Regions from separate parts of the Mus musculus genome. Here regions 2, 3, 4, 5 and 6 are each linked to region 1. The links are chromatin loops, found by intact Hi-C in ENCODE. Cell type or tissue: left cerebral cortex. All regions are shown on one strand. Each heading gives the region's core, and the rest is flanking DNA. Links, peaks and the distances in the headings are about the cores only.

What was found. Hi-C counts contacts between places; a loop is a spot of excess contacts. Peaks named below come from ENCODE experiments on the same cell type or tissue, not always from the same donor. Only the 100,000 strongest peaks of a DNase experiment are listed, where the experiment ranks them.
Region 2: a loop joins it to region 1, with 5 times the contacts of the local background. A loop is called at or near these places in 2 of 42 quality-filtered maps.
Region 3: it touches region 1 in a loop (2.5-fold over the local background); 5 of 42 quality-filtered maps call a loop at or near these places.
Region 4: a loop joins it to region 1, with 4 times the contacts of the local background. A loop is called at or near these places in 15 of 42 quality-filtered maps.
Region 5: it touches region 1 in a loop (4-fold over the local background); 16 of 42 quality-filtered maps call a loop at or near these places.
Region 6: it touches region 1 in a loop (10-fold over the local background); 16 of 42 quality-filtered maps call a loop at or near these places.

Annotation. Positions count from the first base shown.
Region 1 is chr9:41,576,530-41,581,781 of GRCm38, forward strand. All of the region lies in intron 4 of Mir100hg (Mir100 Mirlet7a-2 Mir125b-1 cluster host gene), which reads left to right. It overlaps Gm51670 (a long non-coding RNA gene), which reads right to left and starts at 3,117. Exons shown (of 2, transcript XR_003948129.1): 1 at 2,664-3,117. In left cerebral cortex, for the core only: a CTCF peak has its summit at 3,285; DNase peaks (open chromatin) are centred at 1,891, 2,463, 3,029, 3,297 and 3 more places; H3K4me3 peaks cover 2,983 bases; H3K27ac peaks cover 3,507 bases.
Region 2 is chr9:41,495,185-41,500,436 of GRCm38, forward strand. The region is part of intron 3 of Mir100hg (Mir100 Mirlet7a-2 Mir125b-1 cluster host gene); the gene reads left to right. Among named protein-coding and RNA genes, the nearest start is that of Mir100, 34 kb to the right of the region's middle. In left cerebral cortex, for the core only: no CTCF peak of the experiment used is centred there; DNase peaks (open chromatin) are centred at 2,561 and 3,364; H3K27ac peaks cover 1,543 bases.
Region 3 is chr9:41,888,430-41,893,681 of GRCm38, forward strand. All of the region lies in intron 1 of Gm40513 (a long non-coding RNA gene), which reads right to left. Gm36170 (a long non-coding RNA gene) reads left to right here and starts at 1,833. Exons shown (of 2, transcript XR_379303.2): 1 at 1,833-2,228; 2 at 3,784-3,970. RefSeq lists an enhancer at 581-4,084. In left cerebral cortex, for the core only: CTCF peaks have their summits at 2,396 and 2,602; DNase peaks (open chromatin) are centred at 1,469, 2,071, 2,512 and 3,229; H3K4me3 peaks cover 1,214 bases; H3K27ac peaks cover 1,772 bases.
Region 4 is chr9:41,225,970-41,231,221 of GRCm38, forward strand. No RefSeq gene overlaps it. Among named protein-coding and RNA genes, the nearest start is that of 1700063D05Rik, 22 kb to the left of the region's middle. RefSeq lists an enhancer at 1,933-4,576. In left cerebral cortex, for the core only: a CTCF peak has its summit at 2,900 (motif pointing right); a DNase peak (open chromatin) is centred at 2,927; H3K4me3 peaks cover 528 bases; H3K27ac peaks cover 690 bases.
Region 5 is chr9:41,472,387-41,477,638 of GRCm38, forward strand. The region is part of intron 3 of Mir100hg (Mir100 Mirlet7a-2 Mir125b-1 cluster host gene); the gene reads left to right. Among named protein-coding and RNA genes, the nearest start is that of Mir100, 56 kb to the right of the region's middle. In left cerebral cortex, for the core only: CTCF peaks have their summits at 1,093 and 2,411 (motif pointing right); a DNase peak (open chromatin) is centred at 2,399; H3K4me3 peaks cover 1,595 bases; H3K27ac peaks cover 2,232 bases.
Region 6 is chr9:41,949,096-41,954,347 of GRCm38, forward strand. No RefSeq gene overlaps it. Among named protein-coding and RNA genes, the nearest start is that of Gm36227, 33 kb to the left of the region's middle. RefSeq lists an enhancer at 45-5,252. In left cerebral cortex, for the core only: CTCF peaks have their summits at 1,728, 2,252 and 4,663 (motif pointing left); DNase peaks (open chromatin) are centred at 1,777, 2,160 and 4,642; H3K4me3 peaks cover 1,584 bases; H3K27ac peaks cover 2,518 bases.

The DNA of each region.
Region 1 (5,252 bases), core at 787-4,786:
AGATGTTCACAGAGAAAGTAGTAAGTTTTTGTTAAGTTTTCCTTGTTGCTATTTTTGCTCCAGGATCAGCTCCCTAAAGCATGCATGGACTCCTTCTGTCTCTGCCTCTCTCTGTCTCTGTCTGTCTGTCTGTCTGTCTCTCTTTGTGCCTCTTTCTCTGTCTCTGTCTGTCTTTCTCTCCCTTTTTTTCCTTCCTAGTAAAAATAAATAGTATCCTTCTCACCCTAGACATGATTTATAAAAGCAATAAACTGCTTCTTTTTCATGGTTCCAATCTTGGCTTGAAGATCTCTGTGGTTGGCCTGTATGTGCCTGTCCTTAACCCAGTATTTTAAAAAGCATCTGCATCAGCTTACACAATCTATACAGATGTTCTTCTCCACGACAAATACTATATAGGTGATGTGATCATGCTAAGCTTATCCTAAGACTTGCAAAGATGTCTTCTTTGAGGGGTTTCTGTACATTTGTGCTTTCTCAAAGGGCTAGGAGACTTTAGAAGGAGGGTGTGGTTCAGCTGATTCAGACTCATCCCTGACTCTTCCTGTTGCTCCTCGCTCTCTCCACCTCCTGCCCTAACTCCTCAGATATAACCTGAGCCAGCTGTCAATTCAATACCGTTGACTTCTCTTTTCCAGCCTGTTAGACTGTTAGGCAGTCCACCACTTTTCACCATCATGTTCATTATGTTTGTGGCTTCTGCATTACCATCAGACCAAGACATAGGCTGAACAATAGCATCTACTCCTTTCAACATCTCTCAGCCAGAAATAATGTAGCCAAAGCAACAATAGTGATACTAATACTGTATTTAGAAGCTCTCTAGCTCATTTAATCTTCCGAGAGTCTTACAGTTGTTAACTAATTAATCTTCAGCACACTCCATACATTAGAGGTAAATATTCTTAACCATGACAGAAGACATGTATGTATATGCTGAGGACAGTAAAACAGTTACTTATTTATCATGGTTCGCTTGATAGAGTAACTGGTATTTTTAAAACACCCATCATAGATACAATAATTAGAGATATGCTTTTGCTAACAAAGCCACTACCCACTTCTAGCGTACCCTTGGGTACTAAATAATTACCCACTTTGTGTGCTTATCTAGCTCACTAATTACCCACAGAAATTGGGGTCAGGTGTTAACTGCTTGAAATAAGTATCCTCTGAAGACATGGCTGAGTTGTATGGAGAAAATGATGTGTTCCTTAGCCCAACTTTCACAAGTCATATATTTGTGTATCTTTGTAAGCAAAGTGAACACAGACAAGGATGAACTAGCTTAGTGTGTGGAAGTTATGCTAGACTGTTACTGTCAATCAGAGGGGTTTGGAGAATGTCATTCTGTTTGTCTGTCCTCTCCAGTTGGGTACAGTGGCCTGCTCTCAGACCCTCATATATACTAGACAACCAAGGAGCCTCCTTAGGAATGAGTCATCTTGGCATTACAGGGAGGCACCCAATGAGTCAAATCTTTTTTTTGACAGCTCCACCCTTTTTGATTATTTTAGCATGTTTCTCTCTCCTTCCCCCCTCTCTCTTTTCTTTATCAGTCTAGTACAAACACCCAGTCGGCCAAATCTGAAAAGGATTCTGACCCAGTCACCAACTCCTGGCAAACACCTTCCTCCTACCTAGTCATGACAAAAAAAAAAAGTGTTAAAGATCCTCCAACATTCTGGAACTTCTTCTCTTTTGCCCATTTGTCCACTTCCTCCTCCTTCCCCTCCTCCTCTCCCTCCTCCTCTCCCTCCCTTCTCTTCCCCTCTCTTTCCCCTTCCTCTGCTGCTTCATCTCAGGAGCTCTTCCTTCCCTTTCCTTTGGCTTCCAGCCGTGCATCTGAAGTCTCACCGTCAGAGACAAAGCACCATGAACGTCTGTGATGAGCACAAAGAAACTACCTTTTAAAACACCCACTTACAGGGAACCTGCATCTTTGGCTGCCTTTCCCCCTTTCTTGCTATTTACAGAAGCCCGTATTCTATTTTAACACAGCACTGTCTGTTGTCTGCAGGATTCTAGCCTCATTGGGAAAACTGGGTTAAGACAGCAGTAATCCCTGTGTTTATAGATAAGTAGAGACCCTAATTTTGGGAGTGGTACCAACTGTGAGGGGACACTGTACAAAAGGCAAGCGTTTAAAACCTATGACAGCAAACCCTTCGTCTCTTGGGGGGTGGCTTCTGTTTTTTCTTGTGCCCCCCTCTTTCTCTCTGCTCTTTTTCATCATCCGAAGTATTGCTTATCATTATTGAGGGACATTAGGCTGATCAATAAAGTATGCCTATAGCTGATGAATTGGGGGGGGGGGATACAAATGCTTCAGGAATCAGGAAAATGCCTGCCGCGGAAGCCAAGGGTTTGGCTGAGCGGAGGAGACTGAGTGAGTGGCTTTCCAAATCCCAGGACCATAAGTGGCAAATTAGTGCACATTGCAACCGGAGGCAACCGGCAAAACTCGGCCATTCAAAGGCAAGAGTTTTAGCATCATGGTCATTGTGTGCCTGAAGAGCGTCTATGTATCTTAAATATAGACTTGAGTTGTTGCTCTTTTATGCTTTCACACACAAATTTCAAAGAAATGTTTGGGGTGTTGTTGACTATCTGCCCATTTAAAAAAAAAAAGAAGAACAGGAGAATTTCACAAGCAGCCTCACCTGTGCTCATCCGCACTCGTGTGTGGATGCCAAACAATTGGCCAAAGAACCACACTGCACCAGAGGTCTCACTTCTTCACATTCACCATCTTGAACGTGCTCCAACCCCCCACTTAGAAAATGGGCTACCTGAACTGTTGATCTAGCAAAAGAATATATATTCATGTACATATATAATATATAATGTATATATTACAATGTCTAGTTTCCCCTGACCTGATGGTGTATTTTTGATCTCATTAGTAGTCAGGGAGATGTCTCCGTGCATCCGGTGCTGCTAGTCCGGGAGGAGACATGCTACAACACAGAGAGAGCAAGCTCGAGAGAATTTTCGAAGAGGCTTGTCTTCAAGATATGGAAGGAAGTGAGAGATGACAGCCTGCAAGCTTTGTATGCCAGTGCCTGGCAGGGCAGGGGGGGGGGGAGATGCGAGGGAAGCCAAGTGGATTCTCAGAAAAAGGGGGGAAGCCATCAAAGAGCTAAAGGTGATTAGAGGGGGATATCGATTCCTTACTCTGCCAGAGGTTTAAGCAGGCATGAGAGGAATCTGTACCATGGCTGGCAGAAAGAGACCCATTGCCTCTTGTAACCAGACACTGGGGCTTTCCAGGAGCCCAGGGAGAGAGCCGAGAAGAAAGGGGGCAGTGTGGTCTAGGAAAATTCAACTTGTCGCTGATTTGTGCCTGATGCTTGCTGTCCGTCAGCAGCCTCCCTTACAAGCCTTTTTTCCTCTCTCTCCTTTTTTTCTCCCCTTGCCTTCTTCTTCAGTGAAGCCTAGGGGAGCCAGTAAAGATTAAATGTGCTTTCTCAAAGGCAGCCACTTCATGCTGCTATGTCGAAAGGGCTATTATTATTATTAATATGAGAGAGAGAGAGGGAGAGAGAGAGGGAGAGAGAGAGACTAGGTATGGTGATGACGGTCTGGCTTTTCGGAGAGCAAAAGGGAGAGAAAAAAGGAGAGACCATGAGCTGAACCAAGGACTGTGTATGAGCTGAACCTACAGAGGTGAGGAAAAAAAGAAAAGTTTTGTATGTGTCTGTGGTGTGTGTCTGTCTGTGTGTGTGTGTGTGTGTGTGTGTGTGTGTGTGTGTGTGTGTGTGTGTTGGGGAGGTGTTCTAAACAGACCATGTAGTGAAGGAAAAGACACGGTTTAGCGGGCTGGCTGGCTGGCATGATTGTAGTTCTTCTGGTGAGGAGGGGGTGAGCCTGGAGCTCTTAACTGTTTCTAGTTGTATATGAAAGCATATTTAAAATAGTTAGCTATTTTCCTTTTCTTTTTATTTATTATTATTAATTTTTTTTTATTCTGAGTCTAAGGGCCCCCTCCAGTGTCTTCCTTACAGCGGTGCTTTGTTATTCTGTGTGCCCAGCCAGCCATCTACTTTGCTCAGGCCTGGGATAAAAGAAAGAAAGGAGGGGTGAGGGGAAAGAAAAATTTTTAAAGAGGCATCTTCCCATAGGCTTCCCCTCCCTTTCGTGGTGTTTTTTTTTTTTTTTTTTTTTTTTTTTTTTTTTTGAGTCTGCACAGGAAAGCGCCGCTTCCAGGCAGAGGAGGTTCGAGAAAGCGACTCTATCAGGTACAGCACTAGTAGCTGTCTGTGAAGATGGAGGGGGATTACGCCTCGGATTCTTCTGAAATATTGGCCAAAGGCTTCAAAGGATCCGCAGCGGGAGGCGAGGGTGGGGGAGCATCTCCCCAGCTCGCACCCACCCCTTCCCACTTTGCGTCTACCAAATGACAGGCTGGTGCTCGCTCTGGGTGATTTTGGCCTTGGCCTCAGCCAAGCAGCTGATGCAGAGGAGGGCCAGCTTTGCAAGACTGACAGAACTCTGAATGCTAGAGAAAGAAGAAGAAAAAGAAAAAGAATTTTTTTTTTCCGAGCAGTCCTTGGGAGATTTTCTCGTTCTCTCTCGATTTATTTATTTATTTCTATTTTTTTTAACCGACTATTTTCCAAATTCGATCAGCCCCAGCCCCTCCCTCCACTCCCACCCAACAGCCTTCCCCCCACCCCCCACCCCCGGTCAAAGCATAAACCACAGAGTTACGGTCTTCTTTGGATTTTGGAGTATCGCTTCCTGCCCCCGCCTTCCCTCCCCGCCCCATTCTCTGTCCTATTGAACACCTCGCCCAGCCTAGAGCTCACATTCTCCCCCTGCTCCCGATGGCGCTCCTGGAAGCTCTGCAACTATGCTCCACTTCAAATGGGTGAGTTTAAAAAACCTATCTTACCTCCGATTCCTGCTTCCTGCTTCCCGCAAACCCCATCTCTTAGGATTGTTGCATGAGGCACGCTTGCCCTGGGGGAAGGCAGATGCATATTTTCCTCTCCGCAGTCAATCGTGCTAGTTAACAAATGAACGGTTTGAAGAGATGTTTAATTCCAATTGTAGATCGCTTCTTTTCTTTCCAAATAGAACTGGACATTTCTGAGCTTATTCATATTATTTTCCAATTTGGTAAATGATTTTACCCAAAGCTACAAAGTTTCCTTTGATACAACAGACATTTATATGTTCAGGTATATATGTGTGTGTTGCATATACAGGGCTGTATGGAGACAGAAATGAATCTAAATTTTGTGAAG
Region 2 (5,252 bases), core at 683-4,682, 81 kb before region 1:
ACATTTAAATGAAATGTTAAATGAAAGCATAATTCTTTAAGAAATACCCAGCAAAACTGATCAGAATCAGGGAACTGCTCTTTCTTAGCTATTTTTCCTTTTGTTTTCAAGAGGTGGGTATAAAAGGTTACTGCAGCCAGCCTTACTTAGTTGAGAACCAAGACTAAGCCACAGAACTCTTTAAGAGCCACGTGGGTACAAACACACTGCTCACTTTTATGCGTCAGGCACAGGGGTAAGCATCTTAAGTGCACATTTGATTTGGTTCTTGTGATAGGCCTGTGCCATAAGTTGTATTAACCCAGTTGTATGGTCAAAGAGATTGAGTTGGGGAGACACGATTAAGCACTTCAATGGGAAAGCTCCCTGCAAATTGTTAAGTAAATTAAAAGACTGACCCTATCTACTAAGCTGTCCATAAAAAGAGCAAAATCTCTGACCAAGGTCGCTATGGGATTTGATTCTTAAGCTCCAGGCTTCTTTTTGCTCTGCTAAGTTATTGACTTGCTCATCTCAATCCACCCCCAACTCAAATACCTGTTACTGGTTTGATCTGGGAAGTCAGCTTGTTGGAGGTGGTGACAACTTCATTGTTGGTCACGCCATTGAGTCCCTACTTTCTGAGCATGTGTGTAGAGCACTCTGGTATTGTTTAAGGCTGGGGGCAAAGGAAAATCTTATGGGATACCTTCCATGTTCCAGAAAACCAAACCATATTTTCTTCAGAACCTGTCTCAAGCATATTGGTATTGTGGTGGCTGATGAAACATAGAGCATTTTCTCCCTCTTCCTGTAAGGATGACAAAACGAAGAGGGACAGGAAGCCTAAATCAGCTGTTGATGTTGTTGTTTACTGTTTTAGCACAAGAGAGTGTCAACTAGATCTGTAAGCATGCTTTTCTTCAAGGGAAAAACTGATTGCTACAGGTTCTGGTAGCTTTTTTTTTGGTAGAATTTTAAGGATGTCACAGCTCATTCATTAATGGTAATCAGTTTTTGAACATTGAAGAGTTTCATTTATGAATGAAGAATAAATTAGCCGATAGAACATCTTTCAAATGTTATTTCGCACCTGACTTTATTGTAGCTCGAGGGCAAACACACACACACACACACACACACACACACACACACACACACACACACACACACACCAAAGCAAACAACCGAAACCAAAACAAACCTAAATATGAGCACTGTGAAAACTCAATAGGGAAGTGGTGAGTCTCCGCATTTTACCCCATTTTTTGGGACATGATAAACAGTAAATCTTGCAATCTGTCTGAAGCTGCCCACTTACTGTGAAGAAGCCATGGCAAGCATCAAAGTGCCTCATTCTTTCGAGGACTTGGCTCTGGGGTAGCAACAGAACATTTTCAGTGGGGAATAAGGAAGATGACTGGCTGGATTTCCATTGGGAACTAGGTATGAAACAACAATGTCCACATATGTGAAGGATTCCCTTTGCTTCTGTCATCAACAGGGAACTAAGCAAACCCACTCATCCACAGAGGCCAAGGTTCAACAGGAGAAACTGAAGGAGGAATTAGCACAGAGCTTAATGGCTAAGATTAGATGAAGATAAAAGCCAGCTACTTAGGGGTTGGGATCTTCCTTATCCAAAGACTCTAAAATCTGCTTCTCATCCATTAAGGACAACCTCCTGCTCCTACACCCAGAAACAGGTCATGGGTCCAGATGGGACAAAGGTCTTTCTTCCTCCACATCTCAAGCTTCATTTATAAAATGCATGCATTTTATACGTGTGCTACAAGTGATTAGATATGAGAATTGATTTGTTACAACACTTCTCATTGCTCACTGACTTACTCACCAGCTCATCTTAGCTTGCTGTAGGAGATCTGAAATCCCCAGAGAGGGAATGAAAAAAAGTGAGGACCCTCAAGATCCAAACTGTTTTTTGTTGTTGTTGTTGTTGTTTTTGGTTTTGTTTTTTTGTTTTTTTGGTCTTTCAGCCATCATCTGAGATCATCAGTAGAGCCAAAGGCTCACATCCAACTTCTCTCACTCTCAGTAGCTTCCATCCAACAGTTCCTCAGATACGTTGTCTCAGTTAGAGTTTCCATTGCTATGAAGAGACACCATGACCAAGGCAAATTTATAAAGGCAAGCATTTGACTGGGGCTGGCTTACAGTTCCAGAGGTTTAGTCCATTATGATCAAAACAGGAAGCACGCAACATGCGGACAGACATGGTGCTGGAGAAGGAGCTGAGAATTCTACCCTGATCCTAAGGCAACCAGAAGAGACTCCCCTTCTGCCTTGGCCAAAGTTTAAGCTTAGGACCTCAAAGCTCACCCCCATGGGTGATGTACTGCCTACAACAAGGCCATACCTACTCCAACAAGGCCATACCTCCTAATAGTAGCACTTCCCATTGGCCAGGTATATTCAAAGCCCCACACTTCCCTAGTGTTTGTCTTCTGTGGTAGTTCAGTCTTGTTTTGAAGTGAGGGGAAAATGCTCAGTCTCATTAGCATTCTTTCAACACCTACATTTAATTGTCACTCTTTGTCAAGTGCTGAGTCACTTCCAAAGCCTCGCAGCATTCCAGAGACACCTCATTCTCTTTACTTTCATTCTTAAAAGGAAAAAGGGGGGAAAAAACCCCCGAAACCAACAAAAACCCACCACCACCAATAATCCCCTTGAGGACCAGAAAAAGCTCATTTGAGCAAGGACCTTCTTTGCAGATGCTAGGGCCTGCATTCAATCCGTAGTTTACCTGTAAAAGCGCCTACCTAGTTGGCCTGAGCTATTAATTCTGGCACTTGGGGCAGTGGGGGTGGAGCCAGAAGAACAGCTAGCTGAGCCTTACTGCTGAGCTCCATGCCAGTGAGGAACCCTATCACATAGGTGAAAGGCATTCCTGAGGATGACGCCCAAGGTTGTCCTTTGGTCTCTACACATATGTATACACAAACACACACACGCATGCATGCACACACACACACACACATACACACACACAAAGCCTTTTTAGAAGTCTTCCTTTATTTTTTGCTAACAGTCTTGTTTTTGAACGATCCTGAGAAGTTTTGGGAAACTTGACTACCTCACATCTCCATAGGTGAGAATAATCTATATTTCTAACTATTGTGCAAGCATCACTCAAGAATATTTTTCCAAATTCATGCAAAAGAACTGCCTGTTTGGTCTGTAAGACACCACCAGAAATTTTGAAGAGGCTTCCGTGCTTCTTGTGCAACACATCTTTGGGGTAATCTTACGTGCGCCCTTCCCCTTCAACAAGAGCTGGGTTTCCTCCTTGGCAGAACATGCTAGCAGCTGGGTCTCATTTGCTTTGCAAGGACGTCTGAAGGCATTGCTATTTTGGAAACTGCTTAGCATATGGTATAATTGTTTTAAAGTGCTTTTCAGTTTGCATGGAGCAGTCCCATTATTTCATGCAGTCATTTCTCATAGACATCCAAGATGACTTACTTTCACTTGTTTTCAGAGAGGGAACCGGAAGTGCTAAAAAAAATAACATCAGCTTGGCAGGGCAACTCATCTCACTCTTGAATGAATCAACAGACAAAATCTTTCCCTCAGATGCTTTAATTCCTATGCCCAGGAAGCCTTGTGCCTTTTGACCTAAATAGGTAGATGGATAATGTGCTGGGCCTCACAGACACACTTGGTATGGTTAGTCTTACATCTGACCTGTTAGAGTATTCTATGCTTACACATTGGGCCATAGTTAGAAAAGGATGCCTTTTACCTATGTTTTCTTAAAGGTGGTATGGTGGATTATTTGAAGCACCAGACATAGAATCAAATTGTATGTATGTAAATCTGACTCCTCAACCCTTATATGGTTTCTGACCCCCCAGTGAATAACTTAACCTCTCTGGACCACATTTTTCTTTTTCTCACCTAGGAAACAGGAGGAGTAGTTGCTACCTTGGAGACTTACTTGAACTAAAGTGTTGCTAAAATACCAAGCACAGCATGCTGTTTCTGGGAGGCCCTCAGTAAATGTTAGCTGCTCCTGTATTGCACGTGTAAGGTGGCCAACTGGTCATTTTTCCTGAGGTTGATTTAAGTTTGTTTGTAGTCAAGATTGGGGCTGGTTAGTGATCTTCAGAGGTAATTGCTAGAGTTTTAAAAACCATAATGATGGCAAGTTCTCAGTCATTCTGTTCTTTAAAGCACAAAACAGTGATGTTTTCAATCCTGAATAATATAATGTTGAGAGAGACCTACTCACAGATGCCCCTGGTACTTGAAGGCAACTCTTTTTGAAATGATACCACACAAAATAAGAGGGAAAACTGGCATGGATTACTTAAAAGTTTGGGATGAGAACAGTGTGGAGAAATAGGTATCTGGTGAGTTTCCGGAAGATTTAGAACTGAGTGTTATGTCTCTGATTTCTATTTGGGGGAAACAGAGGCACAGAAGAACAAAGTGCCTTGCCCAGTGCCTTAGTCTCTTTTCTCACTGCTTTGTTCAAATTCTCTGATAAAAGCAGTTTAAGTGAGTTTGAGTTTGTGGAGCTCCCAGTTCAAGTCACAGTGTATCATGACAGAGAAGTCCCGACTGCAAAAGTTTGAAGCAGCTAGCCACAATGTATCCACAGTGGAGAAGCAGAGAACAAGGCCTGCATTACAGTCTAAGATCCTTGTCAGGGGATTGTACCCACCCAAGGTGGGCATGTCCTCCTAATACAATTAATATAATCAGGGTAATTCCGTACAGGTAGGTCCACAGGCCATTCTCCCAAGTGATTCTAGATTCCTCTAAGTTGACAGTTAACTTTAATCATCATGACTTGTTTACCCAGTAAAGTGTGTCTTAATCATGCTAGGCTTTTCTGGGTACTAAAATGTATGCATTAGGGGGAGGTGGTTCCTACAGATGGAAATTGTAATTCTCTAGTGCAGAAGTTCTCAACTTGTGGGTCATGACTCCTTTGGGGTCAAACAACCCTTTCTCAGTGGTCACCTAAGATCATTAAAAAGCAGATATCTACAGTTATGAAATAGTAATGATAATAAATTTATGATTTGAGGTCATCATAACAAGAGGAACTGTAGTAGAGTCACAGTAGTAGGAAGGTTGAGAACCACCGCCCTAGTAAGACCAATTTGTCCCTATTGGCCCAGGACATTCCCACAACAAGAGGTATGTCATCTAGGAACTAATTCAGTCTTGGGGAAGTCCCAGAGTGTCAGTCACCCTAAATCCATGCTTCTTTCTTTCATCTTGGTGTATTTACGGCAGGC
Region 3 (5,252 bases), core at 548-4,547, 310 kb after region 1:
CTTCTCTCTAGATGATGGACTCCAAGCTATATGTCGAAATAAACCCTCTCCTTCTCAAGTTGCTTTTATCACGGTTATAGAAACCTTACCTAAGACACCATTGCGGATCCCCAATGACAAAGGAGAGCCAAGGAGTTGGAAAGGCTCAGACTGTAGACTTAAGGAAAGGATGTAGCTCTCTGTAAACCAATGATTCTTGTGGACTTTTTAAATGCTCCAGTTCTCTAATGTATGTGGCTTTGAAGCCCCAGTCCCAAAGGAGAAAGTTGGGGTGGGGGTGGCTGATTCAACATTTGGCAGTCCACTGGAGTATGTAACACTTGGCATTTCCTCCCTTCATTATTTAAAGGGCAATTCATTACGTGCAATGGAAACAAATAAAAACTCTATTTCTGACATTTCTAAATCTGAACCCTGAACTCTCCATAAACCTCCCAGTTTCAAAATAATTATTTAAGCAAAGCCCTGGTGTATTCCTTCTGAACCATGGAGGAGCGCTCCTAATGGCTGGTGATGCAATCGCCTCCAGTGTGGAGGCTTGGGTACTGGACTTTTCCTGAAGCATATTAAATGGTCCCCTATGCTGCAGCCATTAAAGGCAATCCTGTCCTCACAGGCCTCAATCAAATTTGCACAGCAATTAGTCCTACCCAGAGTTTGATACATTTCTTAATTATAAAACAACTTTGTACTCCATTGGCCCTTTCAGATGGGCTGTGAGAATGTTAATCACCTCCTCCTGAGACAGCAAAGAGTTTTGGTAGTGGTGTGTGTGTGTGTGTGTGTGTGTGTGTGTGTGTGTGTGTGTGTGTGTGTGTGTGTGTTTGTGTGTGTGTTTAGCTCTACTTAAGGGAGACAAGACACAGAGGAACTAACATTACTGAATACCATACGATGACTTTGGGTCTATGTTGGGCAATTTCCACATGGGCGAATAAACCTGCGGAAATATATGGATCTTTAGAAAAATTAGATTGCCTGACAGAGTACCCACATAGTGATAGATCAGTCTGGTAGGGATTGAGTTTTTATTCTTAGTTACCCTGAGTTGATGACGACTTTTGTTCATTTTTAATTTTGTGTGTTTGTGTGCTTCACATGTGTGCTTGCAGTGTGTATGTGGGGGGGGGGGATCAGAAGTGAACGCACTGCCTTCCTTTATCTCTCTCCACTGTGTGTTTTTGTTTGTTTGTTTGTTTGTTTGTTTGTTTGTTTGTTTTTGAGACAGGGTTTCTCACTGGACCTGGATCCTGCAAGACTTGCAAACAAGCAAGCACAGGGCTCCTCCCCTCCCCGCCCCTGAGAGCTGGGATCTCAGGCAGGCCACCCGGACCCGGGTTTTAGATGCAGTAGGATTCGCATTCAGAGCTTGTTTGTGAGGCAAGTGCTTTTTCAGCTGAGTCCTCTCATCAGTCCCACGTGTGTCTTTTTTCAAAATTCTCATTCAGTGTGAGAATTTTTTTCAGGCAATGTTCAGGTAATGCTAGGTGCGATTAAAAAAAAATTATTGGCTGAGTCCCATCTGCCAGGAGCTAGTTCCTCTAAGGGAGCCTCTAAGCAAGGTGAGACTACCTCAGTCTGAGTGGGTGTTGTTTCAGGCTGGTCCTAGGCTGAACTCTCCAGATAGTCTAAGCTTTCTGCAGCTGCTAGCACTGGCCTCAAGAGCGTGCCAAGCGCTTGCTTCCCCCCTACAACCCCCCACCCCCGCTGGCCTTGACTCCTGCCTGGCCCCACACCCTTTGCACCAATCCCTCCTCCCCCACCTACGTGGTGGGTTTTTTGGTTTTCTTCATTGCAATCTTCCTAAATTGCACATTTCATAAGACCGTCAGGAAAAAGTCAGGAAATGAGGTTTCCAGGAAGAGGGAGGCGGAGAATACAGGGCCGGGTGGGAAGCCGGAGAATAGGAGAGCAGTCTTTCATTATCACGACCTGTTCCACGCACACCCTCTCCCGGTGCCATCCTCGTGCTGGATGCGAGCCATCCTCTGGGCTAATGAGCTAGGCGCGGGAGATAACTAATCCTAATGCAATTACCGCTCGGTGCAGCACTGATAGGTCCACTGTGCTCCCCGCGTGCCCGGCGCCTGAGCCAGGCTGGAGCAGCTGGGCCTCAGCCTCCTGTTGGAGACGTTTTGACAGCTGTATACAGTCCCGGGCCCCCTCCCACGGCCCGCGTCCCGGGAGAGTGATCTTTTCACAGCGAGTCCCCATGAAGCCTGTCGGAGGTGAAATGAAATCTTAGCAGCTTGGGGGAGGGGGGGGAAAGCTGGGTGGTGCGAGCTCAGATGCTATTTCCAGGGCGGTGATGGGAGCAGCAGAGGCTCGAGCCCCTGCTCCCCCTCCATCCCTGCGGGGCCCCGAGGCCTGGCGGGGTGTGCGGGCTGCGGTGACAAATGGCAGTGCAAGCAAGGCCTGGCCCTCTCCTGGTGCAGCCGGCGCGATCGGGGGAGGGGGAGGAGGAACGGGGTGGGGGGAATGGTTTGCAGCACACTTGTTCCTTTGTTTAGCGGGACCACGTGCTCTGTTTGCACAGCAGCATGTGGTACCCCAGGAGGAAATCAAACCAGCGTTGAAAGTTCAAGGAACAGCCAAGCTCTGCTGGGAAGTGGCGGGGCCAGGGCTGGGATGGAGCAATGGAGCGGGTGGCCTGTGGACTCCCTCCCTGAGAGTCAGAAGGAGGGGGACTCCAGTCCAGAGCTGTTTGGGAGAAAGAGGACTGCTGGACTTTTTGGCAACGAAGGCACACAAGAGGACTTTCTGGGACCAGCCACCCTCTCTGACAGGCGTAGTGGGATGGCAATCTTCTGTTTGAAAGGTTTTTGAGTTGATATAGGTGTCTCCCAACCCAGATTTCATGACACTTGCAAAAAAAAAAAAAAAAAAAACCTGCCATGTCCACGTGCCTTTCCCTCTACAGCTAGAATGGGAGAGAGAGAAGGGAAACCATTGACACAGCGTCTGCTCTGCCTCAAAGCTAGATGGGACAACTCCCACCATGCACAGAGTGACACTCAGGAAAAAGTCGCCATTTTTCTTCCAGGAAAATCTCTCCTCCCCGCCCCCCTCTCTCCTCCCTCCCCGTTGGTTAAACAAATGCAAAAATAAGCGATGCAAAATGTCTGCCATAAAAAGGAGTTTTCTCCCTAAATCCAATTTCCCAATTATATCCATAGCTCAGCATTTCAGCCATCGCTGCGTTTTCTTTCCTATCTAGACATATTCATGAGATTTATCAATACACAAATCTTCATATTTCATAGAACGTTATCAGACATCCATTCACTTTAGTCACGTGTCTCCCAAATGAAACTCCCAAATAGACCTGGATCCTGGTTCTTTTACATAGCTGCTTGGTATGTCGGCATTTCTTGTATGAATGGTATTGAATCATCAGATGTTTGCCGTTTTTTGCTTACGAAGACAATGCTAAACCTAAAGACTTGGATTTGTGTTGCAGTCTGGGACAGGATTATTTAAGAATGAATTCCTAAAATTAACACTTAAAAAACAGTGTTGGGTTAAAGAGAAGGCACATTTTAAATTTCAATAGACTTGGCTAAATCTCTAAACAAAAACAAAAACAAAAAAAAAAACTGACACCAATTTGCAATACATTCAAGAATGCTAGCTGTTTATGTTATGTGTATGATGGTGTACGAATACCTGACTACTTCTGCACACAGACCACCAGAGTGTTTACGGAGCGACCAGGAGAAAATCTGATGAGGTACCTGTCCATCTGTCTGTTTCAATTTTGTTTATTTGTTTGCTTTGAAACAGGTCTTGTACAGCCCAGGCTGGCCTGGAACTCATTATCCATCCACAGCCTCCCAAGTGTTTGTGGTCCAGGTATACGCCGCCCACACCCTAGAAAACCCAACGTCTTCAGTAACAACATCTAAGTGTGTTTAATGTTCACTTGTTTTTATTCTGAAATTTATTAAACCATTTTCCATAGGTTTGTTCATCTAGTCTTACTGATTTGAAGAGATTTCTTCTATAATTTGTGAAGGTTTTTTATTTCTCAGCTTATCTTCTTTTAATTATGAAATGCCTAACATTGTCAAAGTTGGGAGGGAGTCTTTGTGTTTATAACTTTGAGGTTTCAGGCCGCACTTAGAAAAAACATTCTCAGATTCCTAAAAAATTAAAAGAACACGCTATATTTATTTTCTTTTTAACACTCTTGTGATTGTTTTCATTTTATTTTACAGTTCTTTATCAAGTAACAAGAGCTAGATGCCTTTTTAGAACTTGGAGATACATGTGTGTGTATATATGTTTGTGTGTGTGTGTACATATGTGTGTGTGTGTCTGTGTGTTTAGAGCTAGAAGAGACATGACTGAATACGTAATTACAACATTCAAAACACTGTGAGGAATTAGTGGAAGATAACAGACTATCTGCTAAGGAGAGTGGTCATAAGAGGTGAGATTTCAACAAAGCTCTGAAGGATGAAAAAGATCATTCCAGATTACAGAGTCACATATGCAAAATCCCTGAGGTGGGAGCCCATGTAGAGGGTTAGAGGAATTTACAGGAGGCCAGTGGGAGAGAAGAGAGATGAGCCAGGGAGTGAGTCAGAAGATAAAGAACTTTGCAGATAAAACTTCAAAGGACCACATCAGCAGGCACCATGGACGCCTGGGCAGTGAGCAACTGTTTCTAAGTGCAAAGGGAAGCTGCTAGATCTGCCAAGTGGTAGAAAACTGCAGTTGGATCGTTTATTTATTCATATTTGATGCTGCAGATTAAACCCAGGGTCTCAAGCATGCAGTCCACGTGCTATACTACCAACTACACCCTTGGAGTCCACTTTCTTTATATTTTTAATTCTTTTTAATTCTAATAAACTTCAGTCATTTTCACTCCATTCCTCTTTCTCATTCTCTTACCTCTCCCACTAAAATACTTTTGAAGCAAGTCTCCAAAAGTAAATTCTTAATAAATTCACACTCCATCCAAGTATCGCAAACTGCAAGGTTTTCCACCATGTCTGCCACCTGGTCCTGCACACAATGGCCAGTCCTTCCTGAGGTGAGGAAGTTGTGCAACAGCAGCTCAGCCTTCTCACAACCCTGACTAGCTCGCTTCTCTTGCTCACATAGCTGACCCATATAGCATTCATGCAACAGCAGAAAGCCTTTCTAATATTGAACAAAACTCTTGAGTTGTCCCCCTTCAGTGTTTTCTGACCCTTCAGGTACTTCCTACATGAAGAGGCTTTTGATCTCTTCAGCAGCCCACC
Region 4 (5,252 bases), core at 598-4,597, 350 kb before region 1:
CCAGAGATGCGATTCTTGCATTTGCTGGGTAAGACTGTGTTGGTGAGATGGCTTGGCAGGTGAAGATCATCCACTGCAACTGTCGGTGAGTGAGTGGTAGTTCAGATTCCATTGAGAGAAGGTACCTTGTGCTGCTGTCGAAATAGCGATATTTGATATTTGCTGGGGGTTGTGCTGGCCAGGTTTTTAAAAAATTATGTTATTTTATTTTACTTTTTAATATTATAGCAGACAGCAAGGGTCACCTTTATACACAGAACTTCTGGATGTCTTCTAGAGCCAAATAGCACCTCAGACACTTTAAGACATTCATTGCCCAAGCTAATGAAGTGGCACAGCCAGAATCCAAAATCACCTTTATCTGTTTTCCAGATGGCCATTCGTTCTAATGTCCATATTAACTGTATTGGCGCAAAGATAAAAGGGCGTGTCTGGGGACCACAGAATGCTCTGGTTCTTCTGCACACCCTCCAGGTGTCTCCAGGAACTTCCTAGTTCCTCTTCTTGAGGGGCTTATTCTTCTCTGACTCAGCCAGGGTTTATTGAGTGCTGAGTTAGGTGCTGTGCTGGGTGAGGCCCCTCAGGCAGCTCAGTTTCTAATGGGGAATGGATATTGCATCTAATGTATCTTTCTAATATATCGGTGGGCAGACAGGTCTCTGTGTTGTGTTTCATTCCCACAGTGAAGACTTTCACTACCGGCCTGGATGGAGTTTTGCACCTTCTGCAGCAGGTCACCTGCTTTCCCCACACCAAGCACCACCAGCTGTAGATTAACTGTAGTCCTTTCCGGTGTGCAGGGAGACCCTGGGGTGTGCAGATATAAACACACATGGATACATAGCTTCATGACTTAAGTTACTGTTCATCTCAGGCACCGATGTGTCTCCTGCACCATATATCAAGGGGGCATATAATTCTTCATTCATGATAAATTATCCAGAAAGGCTAAATTCCATCAGATTCAGCCAGAATTTATTATCTGACGCTGAAGAACAAACAGACCGTCATTCCCCAGCTGCTCAGAACATATGTTTGAAGGGAGATTGGGGCCCCTTTGGTCCCTCTGATCCTCCCTGGATCTCAGAGCCAGACCTTCTGAGCATCTTCATTGGACTTCCTCTCAAGAGCGAGGACACCGAAAATGAGTCGTGTTTCAGCAAGATGCAGTTCACAGACTTGGTTTGAGATCTCCACTCTTCCGTCGGGCATCTCATTTCCTGCAACGTTGACATTTGTCTCCACACTGCAGGCTGGGCAGCTGCCCTTCTTGTGGTTTTGCCTTCCATCTTGAGGCACTGTGCCTGACCTGTTTGCTCACCAGCTCAATAACTTAGCTTCATCCCAGTGGATGAGATTTGACCAATACATTCGTATGCCAGTGCATCTGAGAACCACTAATGGGCAGAAACCAGATTTTGATTTTTATCCTGTTTTGTGAGCCACTCTAGCTTATGCGTGAGCTTATTCTCCCCGAATCATGCTATAGTTCAGCAATCATTGATGACCCTGGGTTATATAGCCAACAGTTTGGAAGATCCCAATCCTGCTTTCAGTAGTCTTCCAGCCTAGTATCTCTTGACTGTAAAACATCCAGTGATAGATAATCCAGCCAGCGTGGGCTGCCCCTTGTCGCAACGAAATCACTTCTAGGTAGTTATTTCACATCCAAATGAGCATCTTTTCTTTTCTTCCCCCATCTTAAATCATTCTACCTGCCTCATTAACTCCCGTTCAGCCCCCAAATACCCAAGCAAAGCCCTTCCATTTATTTAGACAGTCTCTGATTGCATTTCTTCCCCCTGACTGGAGTGATGACTCTTACTTGAGACAAATATGGAACTCCTTACTACACTCGATGGCAGTTGTTTTTTCCTGTGCACACCCCACTAGTCTGCAGCATTCTGAGCTCAGTAATTATAATTTGCATATGAAGTGTGCCCCTTGTCAAGGATCACATGTGAAGGGCTCTATTCTCAACGCGACAGTCAACAGTCGAGCGAAGGGAAGATGACTGGTTCCTGAGGACTCGGAACTAATCTGTAGATCAGTCCATTCACAAGCTCATAATATGATGGGAGTTGGTAGAGATAGGAGGGAAGGCCACACTGGAGGAAGTAGCCTCTAATGATGTATTAGGAGATGTATTTTGTCTTTATTAAGTCCCTTCCCATCTCCTATCTGTCCCAAGGAGGGCCACTTTGCTCTTTGCCCTCATGTTCTGCCTCACCAAACACTGGACTGGAACCAACAGATACCAATGACAGTGGACAGAAAGATACAAATCTGTGGGCCAAAATAAACCCTTCCTCTCTTATGTCATTTCCTCAGGCATGTGTCATGGTGCTGCAGATGTGCCTGACACTCCCACACCCTTCCATCCTTCACCTAGAACTCTCAGCAGTGGAAGTCCCTACAACAGTGCTGTACCGTGTTGCTTCTCAAGCCGAATGCATTCAGCAGTATTGACGTCCTTGATACTATTTGGTTTTGAAGACAAAATCAATTCTGTTAGGAGGGATGATCTGGAAAGTGTCCCCAAGTGGCATGTTCTCATCTGACATCATCACACGAAGATTTTATCAGGCAGAGAGATGAAGAGGTCATTTCTAGCAGTGGAATTAACACAAGCCACTTGGGCACCAGGGCGGGGTCTGGAGTGGATTAAGAGCTGAGGGAGCTGTACTAAATAAATGATAGGCCATGGAGCTCAGATCGTGGGTTGGAAACTTGCCACTGGCTATCTCTGCAGGATTGCTTGGATTCAGCAACTATGGAGTCCATCACCGTCGTCGTCGTCCTAGACGCTGTTTACAAGAGAAATCGTGTCCTATTGTAGACTGTCTTCTATGAGGACAGGAATATTCTGAGACGTTGCAGATTTTTTTTGTCTCCCGGCTCTGCCACTGGAGGTCACTGTTGTACCATCGAAATGAGTGAGAAGCCCCGCCTGATACCCTTTTGAAGTTGGCTTCCGCCAGGAGTGAATACAATACCCTCTGGGTAGCTAGGAAGTCCCGAGGTGCAGGCTTCTCCCTGGCTTCGTGGAAAAGTGGCCTGGTGACCTGCAAAAAATGACTTCGGAAGAGCGATGTCCGTCTGGAGAGGGACTGCGGGTGGGAGAGCGGTGCTGGGAGGGAGACGTCTGTATCGCATTAGTCTGCGTCTGGCGGGGAGGGGCTGGAGGCCCTGGCGGGTCAAGGCAACTGCTCCCTGCTGCTTTCTGGCGCGAATGTGGAATCTGGTAGTGATTAGAGAAGGTTATTGTCTTGGGAGTGCAGGGAGATCGGTAGTAATACTGCTTTGAGCGTTTCTGACCCCATCTTAGAAGGCCTCTCCCACGACTCTCCTGCTGGGCTCTGATTTTAGAGCCACTAAGCAAAGAAAGACAAGGAAAACTGAGGCCTATTCCTTAAGCCTATCCACTCCCCGGGGCTTACAGGGGACACTCCAGGAGGAGCACAGATGAGAACACACATCCCTAGACAGAAAACCCCAAGTAAGCCTCTATTTTTCTTAGCCCTCCTTCCTGTGGAGTGAATATCATTTGGTCCATTTGTTATGAGAAGAAACAGAGACTTGGAACTGACATTTGAACCCGAGTCTTTTGAAATATAAAGAGAATGGATGGTAAAATAACTACTTGTGGTTACTGGCTAAGAATTCTGCCCTTGAAAATTTGGAGAAAGAGCTCCTCCCTGTGCAGCTTCGACAATAACCCACTTCAAGGCGAGCTGAAGCCAGGGTACCTTTTGGCGGCACCTTTTTCTTCTTCTTTTTCTTCTCTCCTTCACTTTCTCCCCATCTCTTCCCCTGGGTTTCACTGCATACCTCAGGTTGACCCTATCCCTTCTCTTCTCCCCACGTGCTGGGATCTGACGGTCGGGCTACTCCTAGATCAGAGTGGCTCTCTAATAAGTCATAATCTGTTTATAGCCATTCATAAAAGCAGAGTGCTTCTGTGCACATTAGCTAATTTGGCTCTTATAATAACTGTCTTATCCCCATTGCCGTAGACAAAGAATCTGAGACGCTGAGGAATTAATTTGCCGAAGGTGCTACAGTCAATGATGAAATTCAACCTCGGATCTTTTTGCTCTAAATACAGCACCCACTGCCCATCACCCATTGCCCGATACCAGTTAGTCTCCAGGTAAATATTGGGTGATGGAGTGATGCTGTGTATAATCTAGCTAGCAATAAACTGATCTTAAGTTTAGGTAGCATTTTATCTCCGAAGATGGTGCTCCAACCCAGGAAGATTACACTGGAGACCCTGCCTCAAGGGGACGGAAGACTTCTGAAAGTTGTCCTCTGACTTCCGCATGAGCGCTGAGGTGCATGAACACACACGCGTGCGCACACAAACACACACACACACACACACACACGCATACAGACACACACAGACACACATATGTGTGTGCACACACACAACTCATGCACGCATGCAAGAATGCACGCAGTATACCCATAACCACACATACACGCAGGCATGTGCACATATGCATGCGTATACATTTATTGTGTGTGGATGAGTGCTCCCATGCCATGACTGGCATGTAAGGGTCAGAGGGCAGCTTGTAACTGGACTCAAATAAATTTCTAAAACTTTTTAAAAGGGTGAAGATTACAATTTATCTATCTATGTATCTATCTATGTATCTATCTATGTATCTATCTATGTATCTGTCTATGTATCTATCTATGTATCTATCTATGTATCTATCTATGTATCTATGTATCTATGTATCTATGTATCTATGTATCTATGTATCTATCTATCTATCTATCTATCTATCTATCTATCTATCTATCTATCTATCTATCTTGCAGTTCACACAGCTCTGGGGTGATTAATACATCTTCTTCCTGTTCCAGAGGTACCAGATTTAGAAAATAAGAACCCAGAACTCCTAAAATTAGATTTCTTATGGGGTTATTGAGACATGTATGCTAACAAGCCAACTGTTTATCGGAAATGTAAATGTATCTGACCATTGTGCGCTTTCATCTGTCGACTGTACCCTGTCTCCAAAGAGAGAAAGCTGAGCTTGGTGTTCTCTCAAGCATGCTTGAATTTTGGACATGACTATGTTTTTAAAAGGACAATTTGAAAACACCCTATCAATGTACCAACGTTCAAATTCTCTGTTACAGTTTCGTCAGAAACCCTTTGAACTGTGCTTGCTTCACGGTATCCCCTCATGGAATCATTTTTAAGTGAATCCTAAGGAACAAAACAGTGGCAG
Region 5 (5,252 bases), core at 715-4,714, 100 kb before region 1:
CTTGGATATTTGAAAACATTAATGATAAATTTAGGTCTTTATCTAAGCAGCTCCATTTTAAAAATTTCCCATGGCCTGGTTTCACATCTCTTGGCAATTATGGTTTCTGCACATCCTTGGTCCACCCCACTTTGCCTGGTGGGGTCTAAAGCAGAAATGCATGCTCTGAATAACTCTGAGGGAACAAGACCCAACTCTGTTCCCTCATTCAATTCCTTGCTTCTCACCACTGAGTAGTCATTACTTACATGCTCAGTATACCAGTGCTACATTGTGAGCAGTGTTTGTGGACTCTGATGGAAACTCTGTAGCAGAGTGAGACTAACCCTTCAAGTCTTTGCAACTCTCTTACAGTTCTTTGACCTCTCTCTCTCTCTCTCTCTCTCTCTCTCTCTCTCTCTCTCTCTCTCTCAGAAACAGTCTTAGTTGGGCTGGTCTTGAACTTGCTACATAGTTGAGGATGGGCTTGAACTCCAAATCCTCCTGCCTTCACCATCTGCACTCTAGAATTACAGGCCTGCACTTCAGTGCCCACCTTTGAATCTTTTGTTGTTTACGTTTGGTTGGTTGGCTTGGCTTGATGTGAGTTTATAACAGAACTGAAGCACACTGTCAGAGTCATTTAACTCTTGCTCAACCCAAGGACCCAGGACAGGTCTGAGAAATAGTGATTGACCCACTATGATCAATAATCATACCATTAACTGGGTTTTCTTCTTCATTATCATTACCACTGGCATCTTAATATCATAAGCTTCTTTTACTTGGGTTGCTATTGCTATTTGGAAACTAATCCTGTAGTGTCCATAAAAGAGCCCTTGAAGTAACCATAGTTCTTAAGAAATATAATGTTACCATCCATCTTATACCAAGTCCAACTTTGCCTTTTCTTTCTTTGGATAAACAGTCTTATAGAGCGTTGGCTGGTCTTGAACTTGCTACATGGTCGAGGATGGGCTTGAACTCTGAACCCTCCTGCCTTCACCATCTGCATTCTAGAGTTACAGGCCTGCATTACCATGCCCATCTTTAAGTCTTTTGTTGCTGTTTTTGTTGGGTTGGTTGGTTGAACACCCATGTGGTTCAGTACAGTGCTGCCCCCAGCACTGCAGGAAGGTAGTAGAATTGAAGAGAGATGAGTGAACCTCGGCTTATGATTTTGTCTGCCGAGTAAATAGGAAGTGTTTTATGTTGATTCCTTGCGAAAGCCCCACTCCCCAGGATTGCTAGATGAGACCATGTGGTAGTATGCCATGTGAAATGGGCTCTAAGCTTTCAGAGATTTCGATTTGATCACAGGCTGGTCCATTAACCATTCCGACCTCAGTTTCTTTATCACCAAAATAGGGCTTTTCTAATCTCACAGTCAAGGTTTCCCAACTGGTCTGATGGTGAAAGGAGATTGTATCACAAGGAGGGTGGCTACCTAGCATCAGCACCAAATCACTGTCATCAACTTGGAAGATCTCCTTGGTCATTTACCCTTCACTAACTGGTAAATAAAGAGCTTCCAGCTGGTCCTATGGGTCCCCTTCCCCATTTGACATAATGATGAATTGAATTCTTGCCTGCAGGAGCAGGCTGCTGCCTTTCTCTGCATCTTGCTAAACACACTATTTTCACATTGCAGGGTGGGGGGGGCCAATCCCTGTTTCAGAGGGTGAAGCTCGCTGCCCTGCCCTGAGGTTGAACTCAGCTTCTCTTCCCTCATCCCCAGAGGTGGAGCACAGTCTGGGTGTCCTGGGCGGGAGGTCAGGAAAATCAGTCCCGATGTTCCCTTCACCCTTGGTTTGACTGATAGCACCAAAAGCACCACTTGTTAAGTCTCTGCAGAAGAGAATTATCGATTTCTTACTTTCTACCTGCCTGCTGGGCAGGTTAGAATGGATGAGATTGCATCTCTGTGGAGGAGGATGCTATTTGGATATGCAGTTTGCATTCATCACAGTGGGCGACAGAAAGCAGCCAAGGTCCCTGGGACACCATAGGCCAGGAGAGTCCAGGAAACTGGACCATTATGCTTATTCTCAGACTTCAGAGACCGTGCCTGTCTCTCCAGAACGGCCATGTGTGACTGAGTGCCTGCGTGACATTTTTTTTTAACCAGTCCAAACTGGACACACAGCAGCAGCAAATGATCGCCAATCACCATGTGCATATATAGTATTAGCCCTGTAAGCTTATTGTCTTCTCAGACTACGTTCACCTGCACTCTGGGTCTTCCAGGTCCTAAGAACGCTGGATATCCAAAGGATTTCCCTGGTTAATTTCAGAGGACCTCAGCCCTGCAAATCACACAGAGGCTGTTGCTCACAGAAGGACACAGTGTACTCTGTGTCTTTCGATGCACTCCCCTCCTCCCACCCCAAGGCACCAACCCAAACCTAGTGCTGGCCTGTCGTGCTCAGCATCTCCCACTAGGGGGAGCCCCCGGAGGGCAGCTGGGGCTGAGCAATTTGGGAAGCGCTGAAGTTTTCTGCTCCTGTCCTGTACTGGTTTTCACTAAGCCAACTGTGAGATTTCTTTGTTGCAATATTGGGGTCTGAGATAACACTGCTGGAGGCTGGAGGCAAGAAACATAGCCGAAACCATCTTTTAGTGTGTGCTGTTATTTACTAGCGCTGTGAACCAAGGAAGCGAAAAAACAAAGAGCCCGAAGACTGCACAGTTCCAGCTTGTAGGCCCTGGAGACAGTCTGGAGTCCTCAGACGGACAGAAAGAAGACATCAGAAGGGCAACCTGTGGTGCCTGTGGCTGCTGAGTACAGGTGAGAGCCTGAGGGAGGATGGCCAGGGGGCTCATGGGTAAAGAGGCACAGGAGACCCCCGGACATGGGAAAATGGATAGACCAAAATGAGAGTGGTCAGTAGAGGTTAAGGGGGAAAGCACTGACTGGGAACATCATCAAGGAAGAAAGGAGGGCAAGGAGTGAGCTTGCAGAAAGGACAAAAGAAAGAAACAAGGTTGCTGTATGAGAGAGGCAGAGCTTGAGAATAGAATCTGAATCGAGTCTGAAGTTGGTTCCAACTAGGCTGCTTAAGAAACTTGGCAAGAAACAAGTGTGCGGAGAGATTGACATCGAAGGTCCACTTGCTTAAGGAAGTTCAGCGTGAGCAAATGTGGCTCACAGTCAATCGACCTAATCATTTCAGTTGTGTGTCACAGAGCCACACCTACTCCTACTTTGACCTAAACTGGAAGGAATTCTGGTCTGCAGGCTTTTCCGGGTTCTTTCACTTCTGAACCAACGCTTCCCACTTTCCCTTTCTTCCTTTGGGTTTTCCACAGCCCCTCTAGGGAGTGGACCGGCAGTCAGAAATTCTGTGTTCTGGTCTAGAACTTGCCATTTATCGGTGGGATTAGCTTAAGCGAGGAAACCCCGGAGTTTCCTTTTCCTTTGTCTAAAAAGGGAGATAATAATATATTACTGACAAGCCTTACAGGATTGTTCCAAAGACTGAATAAGTAAGAGGATGCGAAGAAATGCTCTTAATAGATTATAATTGCTAGCTAAATAAAAGTTGGCATTAATAATAATTAATCAGTTAATAGAGCCTTGCTACTCTCAGCAGGGAGTTTGCTGAGTCTGGGAGAGAGGAGTATGCATGTAAGTCAACACCCATAACCCAGTCTCCTACTTGTGTACACGTAGCTCCCCAGACTTTTAGAACTAATCTCTTTGATAAATGGAACACTTCATATTCGCTCCCTTTTTTGACAGCATCAAATGCTCTTTTTCTAGCCTCAGCTCGGTTTCTCATGCAGATAAGTGATTGATGCCTGGGGGAGTGAGATGTCTGTGTCCTGGACACAGGAGTCAATGTCATGTCTTGGGCATATGGTGGGACTATTTAGAAGAAGCAAATGACAGGCTGTGATAATAATAATCCCGTCGTAATCTCCCCCCTTCTAGAATGTTCTTTCCAGGTCACTTGTGATTCTTTTTTTTTCACCAAAATGTGTCAGACATAGACTTGGGTCTGTGTCTTGGATCAGGCTAATGGAGGTTGCCTATGAGAACATTAGCTGGCTTTGACACCTGTAGCCATATTCTTTCTGCTTCTCCTCAGCTGTGAGTGTGTCAGATGGGGAAGGCAGAGTAGGCCATTTGTGAAGTGTTTGATATCTCTCCTTCCTCTGTCACCTGGAATTCTCACAAGCCTTCCTCCATGTATCTAAACATACATTTGAAGAGCACCATTGACCCGCAGACATCAATGGTTTGTGACTTGACAAGTGCCCAGCTCTCCTCATGATGCTGCCGCTGGGTTTCTGCTAGTGATTGCCCCACACCTCCCAATTATTTTAAACGTTTGTCCCAGCTGCTAATAAAAGGAAACTTTCTCCTGCGTCTTTTCATCTCTACCAATCAAGTGATAGAGCAAATATTTAGAATGATGCTTAGTTTAAGGCACCTACCTACTCACCTGTAGAAAGTTAATATCCTATCCAAAGGCACAATAGTTGCTATTCTATCCAAAGGCTGTGTTTTTTAAAACCACCAAGCACACACATGCGCATATATATATATATATATATATATATATATATATATATATATACACACACACATATATATACATATACATGTATATATATGCAGATGCACTCACATGCGCATGCATATACAACTATATGTGTGTGCATATATACACATTCCTTCTCCTTCCAAACATATATTCATTCTGCACTTAATGAAAAGTATATATAAATATTAACATAGGACACTCAAGTGCATACTTAATGAAGAATAAGGATATGAATTTCTTCATGGGCAATTTGGCTGTTCTAGAGTCCAGAAGTGATCACAATTCACATGGCTTAAAAAAATCATGGATCAATTTCTGCTCTGTCCATAGTAATGAATATCGATATGTTGCCTCTTCTACACAAACTGTCAGCAATTTCAGATATTTTTAAATGAGTTTTTAAAAATACATTTGCAAAGTCAATTATTTTGAATCTCATCTGAGGCAATTAAAAAACATCCTGACATTTAAGGTGATATTTTTCCCAAGTAAAATAATTATAAATAATACTAATTATGAACAAATCAGTTAGTTACTCGCAGTCTGGTTCAACCTTTAGGTTAATAAACCAATCCATTAGAATTCATCTTGCTCAAAGGACCAATTTGTTTAAAAAATGTAGTGACCTTTTACCACAAGTGTGATTGATATTTTCTTTAACAATATCAGAACTGTCTTTCTCAGGGAAGAGTGTGGTCCAGAGGTAGGTATAGAAAAGTCCTA
Region 6 (5,252 bases), core at 738-4,737, 370 kb after region 1:
GCGATACAGCTGTGGGTTTTTAACCCATTCCCTTTTCACTGTGATGCAAGCAGCTTTGTGTGAGAATCCTTCCTTCCCACATTGATAGGGTCCATTGGAGCCCAAGCTGACCTCCAACTGAACTTCTGATGCTCAGAAATGGAGGGCTCAATGGTTCAAACTGATCGTAAGCAGTCAGAACTGAAAACCTCTGCACAGTCAGATGTTCAAAAGCTGATTCTCAGAAGAAAATCAAGTCAGTGAGTCCCAAGAACACTGGAATTCTTCCACCATCCCAAGGAGTCCTGTTGTCAATACGCCTGCTTCTCCAGCTTAGTTCACTCCCCTGCCCCCGGCTCAGCCCAGGTGGAGCACCATACAGTCTTACCATGCAGAGGCATGTATTTTTCAGAGAGAAAGGAATATCCAGGACACCAAGACCTCAAAACAGTCTGGAGGTGTTCACCCACCATTTTTATTTCCATGCTTGATTCACTGAGCTCAACCACCACTGGGCAGAGAAAAGGGAAGGACAAGATGGCCGCACAGCCAGCCTGCCTGGCAGACTCCGACCCCAGTCAGCCACCACCAGCTAGCTCTCCAAGGGCAGGACCTGAGGCATCTGCCAGATGGGTGCTGGCTTTTGATCAGCACCGAGTTGAGCCAGAGACCTGCTTGAAAGCCGGCAAGCTCCCTGAAATTAGCTAGCAGAAATCTCCCTAGCTTCCTTGACCACATTACTTGAAGAGTTTGAAGACAGATTGGAAAAAAAAATGCATGGATGGGGACCGCACAGTAAAGACCAGACCTTCTTTTCCGAGGACAAGTCATTCCAGCTCAGCCAAGGGAGGCAGGGCACCCTTTCTGCTCTCGTGGGTGGAACTGTGTGTCTTGTGGCCAGATTTAACTATCAGTGCCCCTGCACTCAGCGTGCAGTCTTTTAATCTCATAGGATAACACCTGTAAAACCCGAGACTACTAGAATGGGTCCCCAAGCATCCCTGCCTGGTGTGTGACACGCAAAGGGCTGTTTACAAGACATATGATCATTCCAGCGGGTCCACTCAGCAAGGTCTGCTGGAGGCCTCATCTTTTCAAGAGGTCCTCTGGGGTGTGGGCTGCTATCCTCAGGAAACACAGCTTGCATCCTTAAGGGAGATTCAGAAATCCCCCACAGCTGTTAGGAGGCTGTGTCTGGCCCTGGAAGGAGCAGCCAGGCCAAGGGTTAAACAGAGGCTCAGCGTGTTCTGTGCCTGGCAATAGCAGTCTACATGACTCCAGGCCTCTTGTCTCACAAACCAGTTCAGCTTATTCGCCCCAACCTTCATAAAACCCAGAGGTCCGTCCTAGATCGACAAAGAACTCCAATTCTCCCCAAGCAGGCTTCGTCAAGGTTCAACTGTTGACTCCCGCCTGAATCTCCACGTTCACTCCCTCTGGTCACCCTAGCTGCACGTCTGTTCAGCCCCCCTTTCCTTTGGGGATAAATCAGCGTTTGCGTTTTTTTGTTTTAATTCTTTCAAAGGATGAGGAATGTTGACACTCCTGAAACAAGCCTCTGATGTCTGGTTAGACTTCAGACGGCTGAGTGTGAGCGTACGCTGACGCAATCGGGCCGATTGGGTTAAACCAAATATTACAATCGCAAGAATTCATCTGGAACTAATAATTTTGAGGCCACCGAAAGTAAAAGGGCCCTCTTTGGGCTTGGCCAGTGGCAGAGGCCAGCTCGGGCCAATGCTGCCACCTGCCGTGGGCGCGGGGAACAGGGCGCGCCGCCTCGGCCTTCCTGTTTTGTTCGCGACCCCTATGCACCCACGCAAGGCAGGTTCCTCGCCAGCCAGACCAGGGCTATTTTTAAAACGCTAGCGCCTGTCCCCAGCCCTTAAGGTAAAGATAGCCAGTCTGGCCGCTCACTGTCTTCTCTGAAAAAGGACCTCTTCCCAATTATAGACCCAAGACTGGCTAGCAGGGCACTCGCAGTTGGAGTTCCATTAAGCAAACAACCCCTTGTGCTAAAGAGATCGTGTGTCGCAGGCTCACTTAGAGGAACGCTCATTTAAGGAAGATTGTTTTATTTTGCGGGAGATGAAGGAAACACACAACTCTGGGTTCTGTCGGCACATTGCTGAACTGCAAGTCACGTGCCAGATCCAAAAATGATGAAAACATCTGTTTTTGCTTTAGCCCAGCGAGGCCCCGACGGTGGGGAGGGGCAGGGAAGGGACCGTGGTGGCTTTGCTCATGAGCGCCATCTGCCGAGCCTGCCGGGGAAACGCGTGAGATCCCGGCACAATGCAAGTTGCCGCTCACCCCCGGGGAAAGGAGAGATCAACAGGTGGGGGTCTGTGCCCGGGAGACCACTCTCCTCGGAGGGCAACCCTGGCAGTGCCCTGGGAACTCTGCAACTCTGAGTTGTCTCGGGGTGTTCTCAACAAAGAGATCTTTCCCTGGTGACTGCTCTGGGGCAGAGGAAGAGACCGAGGGTGGCAGCGAATGAATTCTCAGGTTGGAAAGGAAGGCGGTAAGGGGGAGGGGAGGGGCTCTTGGTGTGCAGACAGTAAAATTTGCGGTTCGTGCCGGCTGAAATCTCCCAGAACAAAGAAACCACTTCCCAGCTCCCGCCCTGCACTCCCACCAACCAGCTCTCTTTCCTGCTATGGTTGTGCAGTAGGTCTGAGAATGCTCCAGAGTTCAGAGATACTACTGTCGTCAGGCAGAGCTTGTCCATCCCTTTCTGTGTAACTCGTCCACCCTCAAAAAGCCAGTGGTGGATCCCAGCTCTGAACAGGGACCTCACTGACAGCCATGACATACAACCTTAGCGTTTTGTTCAGTCTTCCCCAAGTTATTCATTGCTTGCCTGCCAAGTGCCTAACACTCCGCACAAGTGTTTGCAAGAAGTATATATGTGTACAAATACGTCAGAGGAAAACGTGTGCGTGTCAGCGTTACACACAATGACAGCTAGGACCTCAGAGGCAGGGAGAAGAGTACAGACTAGGGAGGGATGTAGAATCCACCTTTGGTCTCAGTGAGGAATTCCTTCCCCCAGCCTGCTTCTGCCCTAGCCTCCAGCCCTTACAGATAAGCCATTCTCAGCCTTTCTGGGAACATGGTGTCAAGGGACCATCATTTGCCTCCTGTCACTCCAGGTCAGCCGTGATCCAAGACCCAGGCTCCAGTCTCAGTTGTCTTTTCCTTACCAGATGGAGGTTCTTAGGTGTTACTGGGTAACTGTATGTGCTCCTACGTACCTGCTTTCCACAGGTGACAAGGGGTTAATAGAAAGAGCAAAACACTGGTCAAAAGATGCAGGCTTGCCAGGGGCTCCTGTGTCCCTTGACCGGGCTGGGCTGGTGGGCACATCCTCAGCTCTGGGGCAACATTCCCCAAAGTCTGTCTGTCTGTCTGTACAGTCTGACTGTGTCCTCTAACCTACAAACCGACAGGGTTAAAAAGGAAACTGAGGCTCTGTCTATCGGAGCTGCATCCTTTCCTATCCGTCTTCAAATAAATATAGAAAGCTTGTCCTTTATATGGGTCAGGAACCTGTCTATGATCTAAGGGATTTCAGAAAAAGACTCTTCATTTTTTTTACAGCTAAACACATTTTCTAAGAAGCAAGCCTGTCTGTCCTCCACAGAGCCTGACAGGAGCTATGTCCCCACTGACCATATCTGTTTCCATGGTACCGAGTGAGTTCTTAGATTACTAGGGCCCAAGCTAACCTTCTGAGTCCCTACAGACTCACCTGTCCCCAGCAGCGCTTGGCTCCGGTTCTCTACGACCACCCCATCTCCCCCCACCCCCATTGTCAGGGGCCTCTTTCCAATTCATTTCTTGTTCCAGGCCGTAAAAATGTCAGAACATGAAACTTCCTTTTAGCCTGGCTTAATATCAGTCTAGTATGGAGAGTTTTGATGGATTGTCTTTGTGTTCCAAAGAGGAAACCGTACGCTCACTGTCTCAAATTTCCTTTCTGCTCTCTAGGCCCTCCCATCCCCTTTTCTTTTTCCCTACCTGGTTCTTCAACAGGTCTGTGTTTGGGAGCAGAGAGGGAGGGATGTAAAACTTATTATACTATGTTATCATCTCAGAACTCAGATTTACAATGTTCTTATCAACATCAGAAAACCAAAAATCTCTAAAGTAGACTTCAAAAATGAAACAGTAAAAACAAAAACAAAAACAAAAACAAAAAAAACAAAAAAAAAAAAACAAAACAAAACCTGGGAGCAGTGTTCCCTTCCCGGTTAAGGGTCATAGACCCAAACAGTTGCTTTAGTCCTGGCCAAGACTCTCTTTTCCTAGCATAAAAATAATTTGGTCCCCGCTTGTCTCCATCCATCTTGGTGTGATCCTTCCCACACAGGAAAAAAAAAATAACCTTTGTTCAAAGCTCTGCTCTCCTAAGCTGGGCTGAGTTCTGCAAGATCACTCTCCACACACCACAAGCTCAGCCCCTCCCCTCCAGCTCCAAACAGACCCTAATCCAAAAGCCACTCTTTTAAATAGAGGCTTCTCGTATGCTTAAATTCCTAAATAAAAGGAATGTCGACCGCTACTGCTAGTTTCTCCAGTTAAATCCGATTTTCACTGAAATGCTTGCTGCTTGCTCAAAAATCTGGGCGTGAGCTGCAGGCGAGAACTAGAATTCTCCAGCTATCTAGAGGGCCCTCCAGTGGCCAAAATAATACCTGTCATAAACAAAGGGCTCCAGAGCCAACACTGCAACAAAGACAGAAGGGTGGTCACTAGCCTGTGTGGAAAATCCCACAGAGTACCATCCCCACACTTCGCTCCGTGGAGGTGTGTCTCACTTAAGGGAAGCCAGGACAGACTCTCAACTGGAAGAAGGATGACATTATTTGCATGACAAAAGGACCCTTCATTAGATAAAAGAGGGGCAGGTTTGAATTTCTTTAAATGATAGCCCCCCCCCTATTTTTAAGGGTTCTGCTGAACTGGGGGAGGGGTCTGATGTGCAAATCTCTAGAACATATCTATGGGATCTAGCAGGGTGCACTTGAGCTTGCTCTACTTGACCCACAGATGACATTGCTTTCTACCTGTGAAAATCTCCTAAGTACTGTGACCTTGAGACATGAAGCCAATGGAGGTCCGGGCCCTTGGAGATAAGAAAAGGAGGAGCAGGGTTGAGATCTTCTGAGCCCGGGAAGCCTTTCTAGGGGACTGTGAAAAGGCAGCCAGCTCTGTTGGACCTGACAGACTTACACTTTTCCAGAAAGGGTTCTAGCTCTGTTACAAGT